Linked DNA regions of Homo sapiens: region 1 is linked to region 2. Evidence: read pairs that join two places in POLR2A ChIA-PET (ENCODE). Cell type or tissue: Panc1. All regions are shown on one strand. Links, peaks and the distances in the headings refer to the core of each region. The heading gives the core; the rest is flanking DNA. Region 1 has its middle 52 kb from the start of RHCG. Region 2 holds the start of MIR9-3HG (MIR9-3 host gene).

What was found. ChIA-PET counts read pairs that join two places held together with the same protein. Peaks named below come from ENCODE experiments on the same cell type or tissue, not always from the same donor. Only the 100,000 strongest peaks of a DNase experiment are listed, where the experiment ranks them.
Region 1: POLR2A ChIA-PET joins it to region 2 with 10 read pairs; 5 of 35 experiments call an interaction of 5 or more read pairs at or near these places.

What each region holds. Positions count from the first base shown.
Region 1 is chr15:89,440,075-89,449,004 of GRCh38, forward strand. No RefSeq gene overlaps it. Among named protein-coding and RNA genes, the nearest start is that of RHCG, 52 kb to the right of the region's middle. RefSeq lists enhancers at 862-1,541, 1,542-2,221, 1,687-1,836, 4,711-5,565, 8,567-8,930. In Panc1, for the core only: CTCF peaks have their summits at 2,794 (motif pointing right) and 3,010; a DNase peak (open chromatin) is centred at 2,743.
Region 2 is chr15:89,354,257-89,363,186 of GRCh38, forward strand. It overlaps MIR9-3HG (MIR9-3 host gene), which reads left to right and starts at 7,323. Exons shown (of 6, transcript NR_190310.1): 1 at 7,323-8,013. LOC124903549 (a long non-coding RNA gene) reads right to left here and starts at 4,410. Exons shown (of 2, transcript XR_007064750.1): 1 at 4,327-4,410. RefSeq lists silencers at 4,502-4,796, 4,854-4,913, 4,974-5,023 and an enhancer at 4,514-4,793. In Panc1, for the core only: CTCF peaks have their summits at 2,627, 2,829, 4,566 (motif pointing right) and 4,768 (motif pointing right); a DNase peak (open chromatin) is centred at 4,555; H3K4me3 peaks cover 1,961 bases; H3K27me3 peaks cover 2,509 bases.

The sequences.
Region 1 (8,930 bases), core at 659-8,658, 86 kb after region 2:
CACAAGGCTTCCAGAGCAAGGGAGTCTATGTCTCTCACCCAGCTGCATCTCTATGCCTAGACCCAGAATAAAAATCGCTACTATTTAATGAATATAATGAATGTTTCCTATGTACCAGACAATGTGCAGAACATGTTATATACCATGCCTCAGTGACTCTTCACAATGACCTCTTATATTCTATTACTAATAATAAGTACTAACAATAATACATGCTATCATTAAGCCCCTTCTACAGGTAAAGAAACTTGAGTCCCAGAAAAGTTTCCTGTTCAGGAGTATGCTTGAATCTTCTGTGACATGTACTGTCTCTGGGAAAATGAGAATTGAATGAACTGGTGAATAAACTGCAAGGATCTTCAGAGATGGGCAGGGAGAAACTGGGCTGCTTCTCTCACCAGAGGGTGGCATCGGGTCCCTGATCCCAGCAGGGACTGTGTCCCAGCCCAAAGGGCTCCAGAACCTTCCGAGACTAGCTCTGGGTCCAAGCCTCAGGTATGAGATGTATGAGCCTCATTCTGTGAGTTCTGGGCCCGCCTCTGTAAAATGGGCATTGCAATCCTGCCCTGGCTACCTGCATGCTGGTTTCAGGGGCTCAGGCCCAATCCTGAATGTCAACATGCTTGAAAATGGTAAGCCGGGTGCAGTGACTCAATCCTGTAATCTCAGCACTTTGGGAGGCTGAAGTGGAAGGATCCCTTGTGCCCAGGAGTTTGTGACCTGCCTGGGCAACATAGCGAGACTCCGTCTCTAAAATAATTTTTTACACCACTTTGGGAGGCTGAGGCAGGCAGATCACTTGAGGTCAGGAGTTCGAGACTAGCCTGACCAATGTGGTAAAACCCTGTCTCTACTGAAAATACAAAAATTAGCAGGTGTGGCGGCAGGTGCCTGTAATCTCAGCTACTCGGGAGGTTGAGGCAGGATAATCACTTGAACCCAGGAGGCGGAAGTTGCAGTGAGCCGAGATCGCACCATTGCACTCCAGCCTGGGCAACGAGAGCGAAACTCTGTCTCAAAAAAATAAATAAATGAATAAATAAATTTTAAATATTAGCCAGGTGTGGTGGTGCACACCTATAGCCCCAACTACCTGGGAGGCTGAGGCAGGGGGAATCGCTTGAGCCCAGGAGCTGGAGGTTGCCGTGAGCCAGGCTGGTAGCTGTCCACTGTGCCATGAGCTCAGAGGGGAGTGAGAGGGTGGCAGGTCACCAGAAGCTAGAAAGCTGCCCCCTGAGGCAATGCAGCTAGAGCTGCACAGGCTCTGTCCACCTGCTGTGTCAGGGAGGAGGGAGGGGAGGAAGAGGGAGGGCACAGCTGGGGCAGTGGGCACAAAGCCAGCACCAGGTCAGGCAGGCCCAGTGGGCAGATCAGGGTCAGTGGCCTGGGTGAGGTCTAGGGCACCCAGATGCCCATGCTCTTCCCAAGGCCACTGTGGCTTCCCACTAATCCTGGGCATAGGGAGGGGTGGAGCCAGGAGGGCGGAGCAAACCTTACAGCCTGAGGGGAGCACCTGTGGGTGGGGCTTGGGAGAGGAACTGAGAGAGGAACTGAGGCCGCACAGGAAGGAGCCGGTCAGTGAAGCAAGGCTGAGTGTTCACTTATTCAACAACCTTTATTGAGCCCCTTTATTGAGCATGATGATCCAGGCATCATGATATACAGCTCTAAACAAAACACATGACCATCCCTGCCTCACAGAGCTGACATTCTGGTGGAGGAGGTGGGCAATAAACAAGATAAATAAGTACATCATAGAGATGAGCTGAAGGTGAGGAATAAAGCAGGAAGGTGAACAGGGTGTGCTGGGGCCGCCATTGCAAATGGGCCAGGGAAGGCCTCATTAAGAGGGTGACATTTGAGCAAAGGCATGAAGCCAACCATGATCCCGACCCACCTATTCATGCTTTTGAGTCAAGTTCGGATGTCAGCTCTGAGACTGCAGGGGTATTGGTTGTTTTCACTGGTGGATCCCAAGCACTCGGGTAGGGCCTGGTGCCTGGTTCAATACATATTTGTGGATATGATAGAAATGAAAAAAGGAGTCAAGCATTTGGCATCCAGTCATTGCCGGGGCTGGTGCTGGGGTTCTCCTGGTGAGGATTCCAGCCCCCACCCTCCTGGGACAATGCCTGAAAGCCACTGACCCTACTGGAAAAGCAGAAAGGGGCGGGGGGCAGTAGGCCAGCTCCAGGGCGGGGAAGTTTGCTGTGTACAGGCAAGACGATGTCGTCTTGCTTGGGTTCCTGGGTCTCACAGGGTCTGTGGTATGTGGTGCCGTGCGGTCAGAGACCATGGTGGTGGCTGGGACCCTCTAATGTGCTTCTGGAGCCAGGTTTCAGTGGCTTACACGGGGCAGCTGAGGGTGCTCTGTGTCAGCGGGGGTAGCGGCAGGGGCTCTAGGTTCTGGTTGCCGCCTGCCACCCCCTGGGAAGGTAGTAGGTGGTGGCTGGGTTGCCTGGGAGTCACCTGCCCCCCTTCATGACTGGGTCCTGATGCCATCCTAAGTCTCTGTGGGGTGGGGGTGCTGTGGCAGCTTGCCGGGGTGTCTACCTGGGAGATATGAGACTCTAGGTCCTAGGCCTCATGAGGCCCTTTGCAGGAGAGCACCCTGGAACAGGGAGCGTCAGTTTCTGCATGTGTCAGATACCAACCTGCCTGTTTTAGGGGCTGTTGTGAAGACTGAAGGGAAGGAAGGACCTGACAGCACCTTTAACAGGCCCCTGAGGGGCTGTGCTGGGCTAAAATCGGGCCTTCCCCCAATTCCTAAGCTCTGTGCCCTGCGAGGGCTGCATCTGCCCCAAGGGGGCGCCCTTTCCTAATCTTCACAAAAGATTTGCAGGGGCCAGCAGCCGAGATGGGGCACAGGCCCTACCAGAAGAGAGGATGGCCTGCTACCCAGAAGCCCTTGGGGACTCCCTGGGGTTAAAGCACCTTCCCTGGTGCAGATGTTTGTCAGCTCTCAGAGGCAGGCGGAGCCGGGATCCCATCCCCAGTGGCAGATGAGAGGCCTGGATGACCTGCGCAAGAGATCCGTGCGTGGAGGTGCGGCCAGCAAGTCCCGGGCTATGCTCCACGGTCGCTCCGGGGTCTGCACATCACCTGCCCGGGTGGCAACCGGTTGAAGGCTTCCAAATGTCCGACACCCCTCTCGATCCTCCAATCCCAGCTCCCCACCTGCCCATCACCCCATCACTAGGAAAGGAGGAAACAGTTAATAAAGTCCTTATTTCCATCACGTTTGCCATTTCCTGATCTAAGTAGAGTGTCAAGAGAGCGACAAGCTAAAACTGCTGATTACCGTGGCTTCAAGGCAGTGATCAGTGAAAGGCACTGGTCACTGCCTGTTTTGGGTGCCTAACCCTGTAATTAATCAGCATTGGTGGGGGCGATAGGGGGACCAGAAGAAGCTAGAGGTAGGTTTGTGCAGCTCACACCCCAGGAGGTGGCAATAGGGCAATTAAAGACACAGACGCTCTCCTCCCCTCAGCAGTATGGTAGGTGGGTCTGAGGATGGAGGAGGCAGGGACAAAGGTACAGTCACCAAGAAATCAGTTGGGTTATTTTGATTTCCAACCCAGGTTGTCAGTCTGTGCTTAGGGTCTTCTCTTCCCCCACTCCCCCAAATCCCTAGGGTTATCATTCAATCCAATTTAGAAGCCTGCCCTCTGGGGGCCTAAATGTTAGAACAGATGAGGCTCATAGAGACTCACACACACAGAGCCATTTAATCCGCCTGGCAGGAGGGACTGTTTATAGAGGAGATTTCATTTATTTTACTCCCAATATCGAGGAGGCTTGGCGGGGAATAAACCCTTCCTCTAGGTAGGCTGGTAAACTTTGCAACTTGCTTGCAAGCATGTTTTGAACATATGGTATCATAGGAATAAGGATAGCCTGAAGCCTGGTTCCAGCTCACACTTTTCATTTTTTCACTCATCCAAGTTATTGATTTCGTCGGCACTTGTAGCATCAGGCACACTGCAATCTGGATTGGGGTTTCTGGCATTCCTTGCAGGATGAGCCCCAGGAATGGTCTCTGACCGCACGGCACCAGCCTGCCACTGGTGGGGCCCCCTTTTTCGTTGGGGCTGTTTTCTAGGATCCAGCGTGCCGCCAGCCAGGGCTCAGGAGGAGGCTTGGAGCTCAGATCTGGATCTCCTGGGTGGGCAGCAGTGCCCTCCTCTGAGGCAGAAGTGTGCCCTGACCTCTAGGTGGCCAGGGTAGGGAAGCTAGCCCTTGATCTTCTGACCTGTTAGCCCCCTGAGGATCAGTCAATTAATCCACTAAAGCTTGGTTGTTTTTATTTGACTCCTAACACTGTTGCCCCACCAGTCCCCTTTGTATACCCTAGGGGCTGAGAGACCAGACAAGACTAAAATCCACAGAGGGGTCAGAGGGGAGGGCCTGGCAATTAACCCTGCATCCTGAGCAGGGTGGAGTCAGGGGTCAGTGGGGGTGGGGAGGGGCCGACCACCAGCTGCCACGCCCAGGAGGAGGCCTCCCGGGACACCCACAGGTGGGATTCCAGGCAGGCCCAAGCTGGGGAGAGACAGGGGCCTCTGAACAGCTTTTTCCCTTGCCCACACACCAAGGCAGGGCCCATCCTGCTCCTGCCCAGGCCCCTTCCTGGGGTAGGACCCCTGCCCCCCACTCCATCTGAAGCAGCAGCTGATTCCCTCCCCTGCTGTCCCTCCCCCCTCCACCCTACTTTCTGAGGAGAATAACCTGTGATAATTTTTTCTTCTTCTTTCTGGCAACTAATGGACTCCTTAAATAGCAAAAATTGCGGCCTGTAATTAAGATCTTGCTTTTTAAATGATTAATCATTGTAACCCCTTTGAGCAGCATCCCACTTCCCACTCTTCTCACATTGAAATGCAGATCGTTGGCAAGGGAGGGAGGTGCTCCCAAGCCACTGAGGAGCAATTAAACCTTCCCAGCTGTCACTCGCCTGCCTCGTCTGCCTCCCCGGCCTGTCCAGACGCCTAGGAGGGAGAGCGCAGGGCCCCTGCTCACGGTGGCGCCAGACTCACCAGCAGCCTGGCTGGGGGGCACCGAGCCGGTCCGCCTCCAAGCCTGACCCTGGCTTGCCCTTGCGTGGCAGCCCACAAGCTGGCTTTCGGACACTCCCAGGAAATCAGATCATGTTTGCTGAGCACTTGCTAGGTGCCCACACTTTAAAAGATCTCATTCAATTTTCACAATAGCCACCTGAGAGAAATGTGAAGATGCCCATTTCCATAAAGGGGCAAGTAGAGGCACAATTTCACACAATTCACAAGTGGTCATATCAGGATTTCCAACAAGGACTGGCTGATCCAAAACCTAGCCTTCATGTAGTTGGCAGGGGGTCATGGGAGACCTCACTGAACATGCATACACACACCACACACGCACGCATGTGCAAAACTCTTCACCAGCTTGCAAAGGGCTCTCCGGGTTGATCTCTTTGAAGCCATTCTTGCAAACAAGTGCCATGATTTGTCAGCCTGTGGAAGTGTTTCCAAGCCTTCTTCCATTGATATATACATGCAATGACAGCACAATTTGGGGGTGGTAGGTCATTGGAGCTAGAAGGAAACTTGGAATCCTCAGAGTCCATACGCCTTCTTACTCAAGAGGGCACTTGGGCCTGAATATCAAGAGACTTGGCCAACATCAAAGGTCACATTTGCAGCTCTTAGCAGGTGCCAGCTTCACAGTAGGCTCTCATGGATCTGTTGAATAGTAAACATGGAAAGATGTACTTCTTCCTTTAGGGCTCTACTGTTAGTTTTTTCAGAAGGGATTTTTGTGTATTTGTGTGGTGGTGGCAGGGGTTTGGGGGCAAAGGAGCTCCATCCTTATTGACTGTTTCTGAGAAGGGGCAGGAGAGAAAGGGAGACAGTCACAAGCATGAACAGGGCTTCTGTGTGTGGTTGTGCAGACCCCTGCACAGATGTGCTGGGCTAGGAAAGTTGGAAAGGCCTTTTCGCTGCTGGCTAAGCCAAGATGTGTGCATGGCTTAGTGTACGCCTGGACCAGGGCTGGAGGAAGGGGGAAGGCCAGCATGCTGCAGAAGGAAATCCCTTCTCGATCTCCGACAGAGAGCTGATTCCAAAAGAAACCCAGACCAAAATAATCAGTGACCCCCCCTGGTTAAGATCCTAATGATAGGCTGTGGGTTGGGGGCAGCACCTGCTGCCTATAGGGCAATTTGGCAAGACTGGCACCATTACGAATGCATATAAGCGTTGGCCCAGCAAGCCCCATTTTGGGGCTTTATCCTACAGGTACACTCATACTGTGAGAACTCACTTATGTGCAAGACTATTCGTTGCAGCATCATTTGTGAAAAAGGTCGGAAACCACCCAGATGAGCCTCAAGATAGGATGGGTTCAGGCGAAACCATGTAGCTGAGTAAGAGAATGAGAATGATCTCCTTGCTCTGATAGAGAAAGGTTGCAAAGATCCCCATGACACTCTACCATAGAGAAAAACAGCATGACATAGTGCACTATGCCACCTTTTGTGTGAAAATAAGAGTCACGTTTGCATTGTCATGCATTCTTCTTTGTACATGTTTACGTACAAAGAAGCTCTGGAAGGACACATAAGAAACTAATAACAGTGATTATCTTTTAGGGAGTGGTGAGAACTGAGCAGATGGGTGACAAGGCCATGAAGGAGACTTCTCACCGCAAAACTTTTTTTGTACTAGATGAAAGTATTAGCTATCCAAGGCCGGGGGCAGTGTCTCATGCCTGTAATCCCAGCAATTTGGGAGACTGAGGTGGTTGGATTACCTGAGGTCAGGGGTTCAAGACCAGCCTGGCCAACGTGGTGAAACCTGTGTCTACTAAAATACAAAAAACTAGCCAGGCGTGGTGTTGGCTGCCTGTAATTCCAGCTACTCGGGAGGCTGAGGCAGGAATCGCTTGAACCTGGGAGGTGGAGTTTGCAGTGAGCTGAGATTGTGCCATTGCACTCTAGCCTAGGTGACAAGAGTGAAACTCTGTCTCAAAAAAAAAAAAAAAAAAGAAAGTATTAGCTATTCAAAAGGATTAATATGAATGATCTTATATGTCCTCATAGATCTGGTATAGGCTTACTTACAAGCTCCTAGAAATGTCACCCACCCCCAGCAGATGGTTCCCATTCTCTTAGCTGTACATGCCCACCCCAGTGGGTACACACTGTCATAGGAGGTGCATGCCCTGAGACAATACCACTTGTGGCCTGGCCGTGTGAGTGTCCAGGGCTGAAGGCAACGCTAAGCCTGCTCTTCACTTTCCTTCCTCAGGGGCATCCACCCCAGTTTCCTTGGCCTTACTTAGCTGGCCTCACATCAGGTCTCACCCAATCATCCAGACATGGCTGTGGCCCCTCTTTGTCTTGCACCTCCAGAGTATCAGGCAGGTTCGTGGTCTCTGCCTCAACCATATGTATCTGTGACACATACACACGTACAATCACATGCACACAGGCTCATACACAACATGCACTTGTAAGCACACAGGCACACGCAGGCCTGGGCCCTTCCTCACATTACAGATGCCTCAGCCACAAGCAGGAACAGGGGACTGATGGGCGTGATTGACACCCAGGAGAGGAGGAGCTGGAGGAAAGGAGGGAGCTCCCCCTCCCTCTGGGCCATTGCCTAACACAGTCCTGGTCCAAAGTGGGCACTGAGGCTCCACATTCCCCAGGACTTTGGGGAGTAGGTCAAATGTGAGCTCAGGAGGCAGGCCACCCCAGGTTGGAACCCCAGCCCCACCGCCTGCTCCCGGTGTGCCAGGGCCTGCATCCTTACATTGGCAAGTCTAGAAACCGAGGCACGGGGAAGTCAACTGACTTGCTGAAGTCCCCCAGCCGGTGAGCAGTGGAGCCAGGATTATATCTACGCAGGCTGGCTCGGAGGCTGTGATCCTCTTCACACCTCTGGCTGCCTCTAAGTCCTGTGGATCGTGGGGCTTCCTTTCAGCTTTCTGGGGCCTTCTAAACACACCTCATCCAAGATAGGGTGAGAAATGGGTGCTTAGGAAGCAAGAGGGTTGTTATTAGGGCCATTTCTCCTCTATAGCCCCATAAGAGGTGGCTCACTGGCTTTTGTTCAGGGTCTGACACATGGTGGTCAAAGGGTCATTGGCCTGGTCCTGCTGGGCACGTTTCAGGACAAGTGCCCCTGGGTGCACGGGGTCCTCAGGAAATACCTTTGCTGCCCAAGACTGCCCAGGGATGAGGTCTCCTGAGGCAAGGGCATCCCAGAGACCACCACCATTTAGAAAGGGGCAGCCCAGTTCACCATGCCCAGAACCAGTGCCCTATCCTGGGTCCTCATGCCCATCATGGCCCTGTCATCTCCTCCCAAGGTGGCTCTAAATGGCACAAGCCCTTCTGTCACTCTGAAAGCGCAAAACCAGGAGTGTGGTCAGGTAGAATTGTTTCCGGCTGCAAGTAATTGATGGACAGGGACTTAATGCAAACGCAGCCTTATTCATCTCACATGGCAAGAGGGTGGTGGGCCAGGGTTGGCCCTGTGACTCAGTGATGTCAAGGAATGGGCTCAGCTTTTCTGGTAGCCGTGGGACTTGAGTCTGAGGTTTTCTTTTTGCCTGTCCCCTTACAACACATCACACCAGCCCATCAGGGATAGGGACCAGTGAACCCTAATTCGTTACAGCCAGGAGCTGTTGGAGCAAGGAGCGAATTTATCATGGATGAAAGCCTGGGTGGGGAGCCTGGTTAATACAGGGGATTCATGTGTCTCTGAGCTTGCACCCTCCCCACCATCCTGGCCTGGAGGAGAGGGAAAGGGAGGTCAGTGGCTGCTTTCTCTCCCCACCCCCACCCGCATTCCAGGACACCTCCTGGAGCTGTACTGCGCACTGGGCCAGCCCAGCCTAGACTGTTCCCATCCTCCCTGGGTGTGATGAATGCCAGGGCT
Region 2 (8,930 bases), core at 670-8,669:
ATCCAGTAAGCAGGTTGGGAGGGGATCTGGGTGGAGAACCAGCTCTGTCCACTGCAGCAGCCATCCCGAGGATGGTCTCCACACACAGGTCTGGGAAGGGCAGGAGTTTGTTCTTTCTTTTCTTTTCTTTCCTTTCTTTTTTTTCTTTTTTTTTTTTTTTTTTGACGGACTCTTGCTCTGTCACCCACGGCTGGAGTGCAGTGACATGATCTCGGCTCACTGCAACCTCTGCCTCCCAGGTTCAAGCAATTCTCCTGCCTCAGCCTCCCAAGTAGCTGGGATTACATGTGTGCGCCACCACGCCCGGCTAATTTTTGTATTTTTAGTAGAGACAGGGTTTCACCATGTCACCCTGTTGGTCAGGCTGGTTTTGAACTCCTGACCTCAGGTGATCCACCTGCCTTGGCCTCCCAAAGTGCTGGGATTACAGGCATGAGCCACCGCGCCCGGCCAGGAGCTGTTTGTTTACCAGTCTCCTGGTATGAGCACCCAGTGCACTGCCTGATCTGCGCCACATATCCAAGAAGTGTCTGGGAAATTAACAAAGGAAGGAAAAACACAATATCAACCAGGATTTGTGTAGGAACTAAAAACAATGCTGATGTTTTAAGCAGAAAGGAACTTAATATAGGGAATTAGGCGATTACAAAATTGTTGGAATGGCTAGAAAAGTAGTTGTGGACTAGGTCTGCAGGAATGACACCCAGAACACAGTAGCCGGCCGGCTGCAAGAGCTACCACTTCCGTCACTACCTGGGAGGTAGGAAACTAAGAGCCGTCCCATAGAACTGTTGACTTCAAGAACACACTGCTGTGGTTGTGGTCCAGGGATCAAAAAGTCATCATACAACCAGGCACAGTGGCTCACACTTGTAATCCTAGCACTTTGGGAGGCCAAGGCAGGTGGATCACTTGAGGTCAGGAGTTCAAGACCAGCCTGGCCAACATGGTGAAACCCCATCTCTACTAAAAATAGAAAAATTAACTGGGCGTGGTGGTGTGCGCCTGTAGTCCCAGCTACTTGGGAGGCTGAGGCAGGAGAATCGCTTGAACCCGGAAGGCGGAGGTTGCAGTGAGCTGAGATTGTGCCACTGCACTCCAGACTGGGCAACAGAACGAGAATCTGTCTAAAAAAAAAAAAAAAAAAGTCGTCACCACTGCCAACTATGACATTGCTTCTAGACTATCAGGAAGCAGAAGACTTGCATGCTGGAGCATCTTGGTGGAAAAGCCCCACATCTCCACTGCATTGCTTAAAGGCAGCTGGAAGATGGCCCCTGCCTCACTTTCCCCTTGCAAATTGCTTCTAATTAGTGCATCTAATTCATATCCAGAATACTAGTTTGAAGAGCATCTAGGTAAAGTAGTTTTGCTTTTCTAGTTTGTACAGTACAGGTTGGCATTTAACTAACTTTGTTAGCACTCTTGCCACCAAATTGTTTGTTTGTGATAAACTTGTGGTCCATAGGAACCCTAGATTTTTTTTCTCCAAAACTTGCCCCAGGGTACATTGTGTGGGGGCGTTGTGTGTGGAAAAATTCAAAGGCTTTTGTTGCAGTCTCTTTCAGAGAGATGCCAGAATTTGCCATGGGAACAAAGAAAACATATAGAAACATGCTGGGTGTTTCCACAGCTTCTTATGTCTGGAAGTTGCCATTTTTCAATACACCAAATGTTGACTGTGTCTTCTGTGTCAGGAGCCGGGAGTTTGGGGATAATTGAGACAGCATTCCTCCCCTCAATGGGTTCACAGTCATATGGGGGAAGCAGATGAGTTGAAAGAGGCTTGCCCGGGCGTGATGGTGCCTGTAATCCCAGCTACTGGGGATTACAAGGCTCTCAGGGGCACAGGTCTCAGAGGGAGCTCATACGCCTGTGAGGGACTTGAGGCTTTCTCCTGGAGCCAGAAGACCCTTACCGACAGATGTCAAGCAAGGAAGAGACACAATCAGATTGGCATTTTAAAAAGGAGAATCGCTTGAACCTGGGAGGTGAAGATTGCTGTGAGCCGAGATTGTGCCACTGCACTCCAACCTGGGTGACACAACGAGACTCCATCTCAAAAAAAAAAAAAAAAAAAAGAAAGAAAGAGGCTTGCAATAGAGTCTGCTGATAAGCACTGGCTGGCTTCTTTTATGGACATTTGGATTATGTGAACCAGGAATGGGACAATATAGAACTATTATTATTATTATTTTGAGACAGAGTCTTGCTGTGTCGCCAGGCTGGAGTGCAGTGGTGCGTTGAACTATTATTAAAAGGCAGTGTAACATAGAGTCTAGGAATTTGGACTCTGGGCTCTCATCCTGTTTCAGTTGCTGATTAGCTGAGACTTGAGGCAAATTGCTTAACCTCTCTGTGCCTGGGTTTTCCCATCTGCCGGGTGAGGATAGTAAGAGCAGCTCTGGCATAAGCACAGCTGTGAAGATTAATAACAAAGTGCTTGGAGTCGTGTTTGGCACAGCATACCCACTCGGTAATCGTTAACTGTTAGCAAATTCTCACCCTGTGAACAAATCTGAAAAATGCAAATCCTAAAACATTTTAAACGTTAATCAATAAACTCATCATTCTGAGCTGGCGTCCAAATGGATTGCAAACTGTGTTTGTCACAATTGCCACGTGGTGGCGTGCCTGCTGCTGGCTCTGGGGAAATTGAATTATGCCAGTTCTGAATGGTGCCAGCCCTTCAGGAGGCTGGCCACCATGAGACGTGCTAGATGTCCTGCAGTACAGCCCAGGGGCTGCTTAGGCGGGAAGGCACACAGAGAAAAAGGGCCGGGCTTGGCAGAAGGGGGTTGGGGTCAGAGGGCTGGCAGGAGCAGAGGACAGAATCCTATGCAAAGCAGGCCAGAGGAAAGGAGTAAGACTCCTGCTAGGGCAGGGCATAAGCCATCTGAGAAAGTCTCTCTCTTGCCCTTTATCTCTTGCCAGTCCCATGGCCTTTTCTCCGCTAGTTTATTGACTCGCCTGCTCCATTTTCCCAGTTTCTTTGTCCCCTTATCACCTGACCACAGCACTGACTCCAGAGGCTGTTGAGCTCCCCCTGCTCACTGCACACCTTCCCAGTCCAGGTCTCACTTCAGTGCTCAGGAGAGACCCTGGTACATTCAGGCCAGACCAGGGATTAGCCCTCGGGGGTCAGTGGCCATGCCAGCTTCAATTAATTAGTTGTCAGCGGGGAAGGGAGGATGAAGGACATAGAAGTATGGCCAGTTAGGCCCATCCAGTCTTTAGGTGAAGGAAGAGGCCACGATGGATATGTTCAGGTCAGAAAGTTTCATGGAGGAGTGACATTCACCGAGAATCTGAAAGACACCCCAGAGGGAGGAGTATTCCAGGCAGAGACACTGTAGGGTCACACAAAGGCAGGGAGGGGTGCAAGAGCTTGGGCCTTAAGGAAATGAGAGATGCCTGGGATGGTTGGAGTGTCGGGTTCCTGAAAATGGGAACAAGGCTCTCAGGGGGACAAGTCTCAGGGGGAGCTTGTATGCCTGTGAGGGACTCGAGGCTTTCTCTTGGAGCCAGAAGACCCTTGTCAAGCAAGGAAGAGACATGATCAGATTGGCCTTTTACAAAGCTCTCTCCCCAGCAGTGTGGATGCCATATTGGAGGGGGCTGAGTTCTGAGGTGGAGCCCCAATTAGGAGACTTCTGAAGTCATCCAGGTGAGAGGGGAGAGGTAGGGCTGGAGTGGCTGGGGCTGCATTGTGGCTCCGGCAGATTCCAGCTGTGTGACCTTGAGCACATTACTTACCCTTTCTGAGCTTTATCCCTAGCGGTGCCTGGCATATAGCAGGAGCTCAGCACATATATGTTGAATGAATAAGTGAATGAATGTCAAAAAGCCATCGAAATGCGTGGCCAGACTGAAGACAGAACACCATGCTGAGCCTGAAAGGACACTCATGTCACGGGGCTGGGAGCCTGGGGAAACATCTCCAGACCTTCCAAATCCCGGGCCTTGCTCGCTCATCTCATCGTTACCTCTTGCCCATCTCCCACCTTGCCCTTGGAATAAGGGATCTCCGGATCTGATGAGAAAGGGCTTTTATTTCTTAATTTTCTGAGGCCCTGCAGATATGAGAGGGACCCTGGCGGAAAAGAAAGCCACTGAGATGGGGAGGGCAAAGCTGCAAATGGACTGGACCTGCCATGAAGGCAGGGTTCTTGCCAGGCTGCAAGAATCGAGGGTAAGGTCCCAAACCTGCCCCGTCCGCTTCAGTCTCCAGAAAGCCTTCCTGAAGGAGGCCAAGATAGCAGAGGTGCCAGTCTTAGGTGGAAGAGGAGGTGAGATTTCACCCTGTCCCTCATTCTGTTTCCTGACCTGTAGTGGTTGAGAGGCAAAGAGGTGCCCAGCTCTCCTTAGATTACTGCATCTTCGTCCCCTACACTTAGCCACAAACCGCCAGGCAGGTGCCCAAGCACCGCCCGCGCTGCGCGGGTCCCGAGCCGTTCTCGACATCGGTGGCAGCCTCAGCCGCGCTCACCTGCATCTCCCCGGAACGCCCACCAGAGGGCGCTGTTGGACAGCGCGCAGAGCCAAGCTTATGGGGCGGAAGAGCTGCGAGGTCAGCACCGCCGACTGGAGCACTCGGGGCGGGTGGGCAGGACGAGCGGAGGCCGTGGGTTGGAGCGTGGGAGACCTTCAGGAGCTCCTACGTCCTCTAAGAGGCTTGGCGTAGTCCGGCGAGGTCTCGGGGGTGCGCGGACACCAGCCTCCTCAGCCTCAGGTCTGGAATCCGGCGGGATGGGGGACTGGGCGACGGCATTGTGAGGGCTCGGCGGAGGCGCCAGGGGGCGCTAGCTGGCTCCTCGCAGCCGATCCAGGCCGCGGCGGTTCCACGAGGTCCGGCGCCCCGCGCCCCGCGACCCGCGGTCCTGGCCAAGCTGTCAGGGAAGGTGCGGCGGAGACCACCCGTTCCTCTTCTCCCTCCCTCCCTCCCTCTTCGGCCGGCGGGGAGTGGCGCCCACCATCCAGCCTGCGCCTCTGCGCCCTGCACCCCCATCCGCACCCTTTCTCCGGCCAAGTTTCCCTGCGCCCCCGTTCCTGGTACCCGCGCCGGCCTCCGTGGCTCCTCCACGGCTCTCTCCTGGAATTAAGCTTCCGGGAAGGGTTTGGCCGATTCTCAGACTGGAGAAGGCGGGCCCCAGCAGAGGCCCGAGTGATTTCGAGAAGCCCCGTGGCTGGGCGTCGATGTTCGCCCTGGACTCAGTGACCCAGTAACCCCACAGCAGGAGGAACAGGCTCGCTACGGGGTTAGGGAACCTTCAGGCGCCGAGAAAAAGATACGCAACGGCAAGCCATACTTTTCTGGACACTGGCTCTGGGGGCGCTGCTCCTCTGAACCTCGACTTTCCCCAGGCACGCACCTCAGAGCTGAGCCCCCTGGGGACTCCCAAGCTCTGCGTCTCCCTGAGTCCTGAGGCAGGAGAGGAGGAGGCTTCAGGGGCGGATGAGCCTCCTCCCCCTAGCCGTACCCTGTCACCCTGGGAGCCTGGAACGTGCATCTGAGGCCAGAGCGACTCTTGCCTCTTTTCCAGTGAGCTGGGGGAAAGTCACCCTCCTGAGGAGACCAGCCTTCGAGGGCGTCATGAGCGCGTGTTTGGGGCAGGAACCGGCCGGCCCTCCCTGCTGTGCTACCCCCTGAAACTGGATGGCCCCCCTTTCATTCCCCCAGCTCAGGAGAGGCTTGACCCTACTGGAAGCTCGAGGGCGCAGGCCTGGAGGAAAGAGAGGAACAGAAATCCGGGCTGTGGGGGAGCAGCTGGAAAGCTGGAGAAGCTGGAGGAAGGATGTTGCTGGCTGTTCTTCCCCCACCCCCATTCCTGAGTTTGGGGCTGCAGCCCCCACAAAATCTGCCCTGCAGGTCCAAGTAGTACCCAGCAGCCAAGCAGTAGAATTTGGGCAGCACCCCGGAAGAGGCTTGCAGGATAGGACACAGCCCACAAGAATCATCCGAGGCTGCACCGTGACCAGCCCCTCAAGACAGAGCGAGACCCAAATAACCCCCGCGGGCGGACCCGCAGCGTTCTGTGACTCCACCGCGGAGTCCAAAAGGCAGCTGAGGGTGGGAGCGGAGGGGAAGGGAGGGGGGCCACAGGCGCTCGGGCGAGGGAGGCGCGTCAATGGGCCGCAGGGGCCGGATCGGTGGCCTAATGGATTCAGGCCTGCACGGCAGAGGCGCACCCGGCGGCCTGCCCGCGCTCTCAATAGCGGACAATGGAGTCCCGGGGTGACCTGAACAAAGAATTTGGAAGTAGTTAAACTGCAGAACACGTTCTCGGCCTGGGTGCCTCCTTTCAAAAGGAGCGCTGGGAGAAGAAAAGAAAGCACTGGGGGGTGAAGGGAGTGAGAAAATGCCCAGGGGAAAAGTTGGTAGGTCGCCCTAGTTGCCGCCAGCTACCAGACGCCAGGAATTCAATAGGAAATGGGGGAGGGGGTGGCCCAAGTCTACCAGACCGCAAGGAGAATCAGATAAAGTTCTCCAGGAGATGGCTGGGGTTCCGGAGCAGAACTGAGCTTTCGCCCAGGGCAGAGAGCACCTCCCCCCACAACACACACACGCACACATACACACACACGGTCAAGGCCAGGAGAAGCTTCCCTAGGGCTTTGGAGCTAGAACAGGAACCAGTGAGTGGAGGGGGTGTCTGGGCCCCTGTGTCTAGCCCTACATGGCGCTGCTTCCCTCCTTGGCTCCTCTAACAGGAGGATAGGGCTCCCTCTTTGAGCCCTTTCGCAGAGCTTTTGTTTTTCCTTCCCCATCCAGTTCAGAAAGACTGGGTTCTCTCTCTCCACCCCTTCTTCACTCCCCACCCCGCACAACCAGCAATCTAGGTTCTTCTATGAGAATATATAGTTTGTATTTTAAAGTCAGGCCTCTAGGTGTAAAATATAGGGCCAATTATTATTTTATTTCATTTTTTCAAAATTTTCTAATGTTTCCACAATGAACACAGCCACAACGTAGGAAAAGAAGACATTTAAAAGGCAGTCAGTTATACTGGTATCAAACTAACTTAGAAGAGAAGGAACTTGAAAGACTGTGGAAACCAAAAGTGTAAATAAAATGACGGAATAAATGGTTAGGAGACGAGCCGAAAAGAAGAAAGGAGCGGTGGCTGCCACGTTCCTGGGAGGCAGTGCCTCTGGAACCTTAGAGAACGCTCCCTGGCCAGGAGGCTTCCTCCTGTGAGAGGTGCTTGGCTTGCAAGGGGTTAACAGTATTGCTCATGAACTTGGCCTGTCTGTCTGGCTCGTGATGAATGGTGAGACCCGCTGACAAGTTCAGCCTAGGGACCTCCCCTACTGTGGAAGTGGGAGAAACACACACGGGCGGGCGGAGGGGACCCGGGGCGAGTCATCAAGGGCGCGTGGTTCGGCGTGCCAGGCGCGCTGCTCTGCCTGCTCTCTTGGCTTCTGTCTCCCTTCGACCGATCGCCCCCTATCCTGAAGCTTTCCAATGTCATCTTGGAGCCCCAAAGTTTCCTGGGGCCTCCGCGTTGTGCGTCCCAGAACCCCTTGCCTGCCCCTGAGGGAAACGCGGAGCCATAGGCAGCGGGACGTCGGGAGCCAGCCCAGGGGAGGCCAGATTCAGCATTTGGACAGCGGCTCTGGGGCGCAGTCGGCCCAGCGAGTTTGCCGGTGAACAGCCTCGGGCACATGGCGGGTAGGAGGGCCGCAGGGCTGCTCTGGGTCTTGAAGAAGCAGGACCCAGCCTAGAGGGCATCCCCAGCTCCGAATGGGACACGTTTTCCCGAGATAAAAGATCCCTTCTGAGCTCACACGGGAGCCCCGGGACCATCCAATCCAGCGTGGATATCCCCAGCCTAACCAACACCTGTGCTGGGGGGAAAGATAAGACGCCCCCTTTCAGCCAGGAGGTGGACGACCCTCATGCCCTCAGCTCTCCATTCTTCCCAAAGCAGCTCGGATCCCTAAGTCTGGAGCTGCCAGCGAGGCTTCCAACCCGCTGCTTGCCATCACCTCCCAGGTCGTTGGTGGCTCCGAGTGAGTCTGGCAGCGCGGGGAGGAGAGGGGGGACGAATGGCGTTGCGACTCCCAGGGAAAAGCTGGGAGGCAAGCGGGGCGTGGGGAGGAAAGGCCAAGGCACACGGCTGGGCGCCCCTCACAGCCTTCCTCCGCCGCCTCCATTCCGCACTGGTCGGGGTGAAGGGGGGGGCGGGGGGAGCCGCGCTGACGTCACTGCGGGCCGTGCCCGCCCGAGAAGGCGGCGCTGGGAGCCGCTCAGAGCCCAGAGAAGCGGCGCGCGGCCAGGAGCCCCCGCTCCGCCACTGCCGTGCCTGCCTCCCGCAGCTGTCTGCCATGCGCTCGCCGGGGCAGGGGCGCCCGGAGGGCGGCTAGAGCTGGGCCTGAGCCCGGGAACGCGCCTGATCAGGGGTGGCGGAGCCGCGGTCCCCACAGCCGCCCCACCCGCGCCGCTGCCTCGCTGGGGCCCGGGCCCCCTTCCCGGTCCGTAAGTGCCACTGCCCGCTGTGTCTCGGCGAGGCTGGGGAGCGAGGGCTAGGGAGTGAGGGCGGTGGCTTCGGCCAGGGCAGCGTCAGGGAGCTGGGCTGGACTGAGAGAGGGGGCTGGGGCATCCCTGCCCGGCCCCCTTGGGCAGCTCAGGCAGCTGGGGCTTCCCTTTGCCGCTGGGCGGGATGAGAGGTGCGCTCCCACTGCGGGTGGGAGGCAGGACTCAGTCATCCCGGGCAAAGGGTTGTGGGGCAGTGGGAAGCGCCCAGAGGTGAGGACTTTGGGTGAGCGGAAAGGGGAAGGGCGCAGGGTCGGCTGGAAGTTGTGGGGCTGCAGACAGGTTTAGCAGAAAGGAAGGTTTCTGAAGTGAGGTTCCTGTGAGTCCCAGGATCGCCCTCTCCCTAGCCACTGCCCCCCTACCCCTTCCTTCTTATCCCCTCCCCCACAAAAAA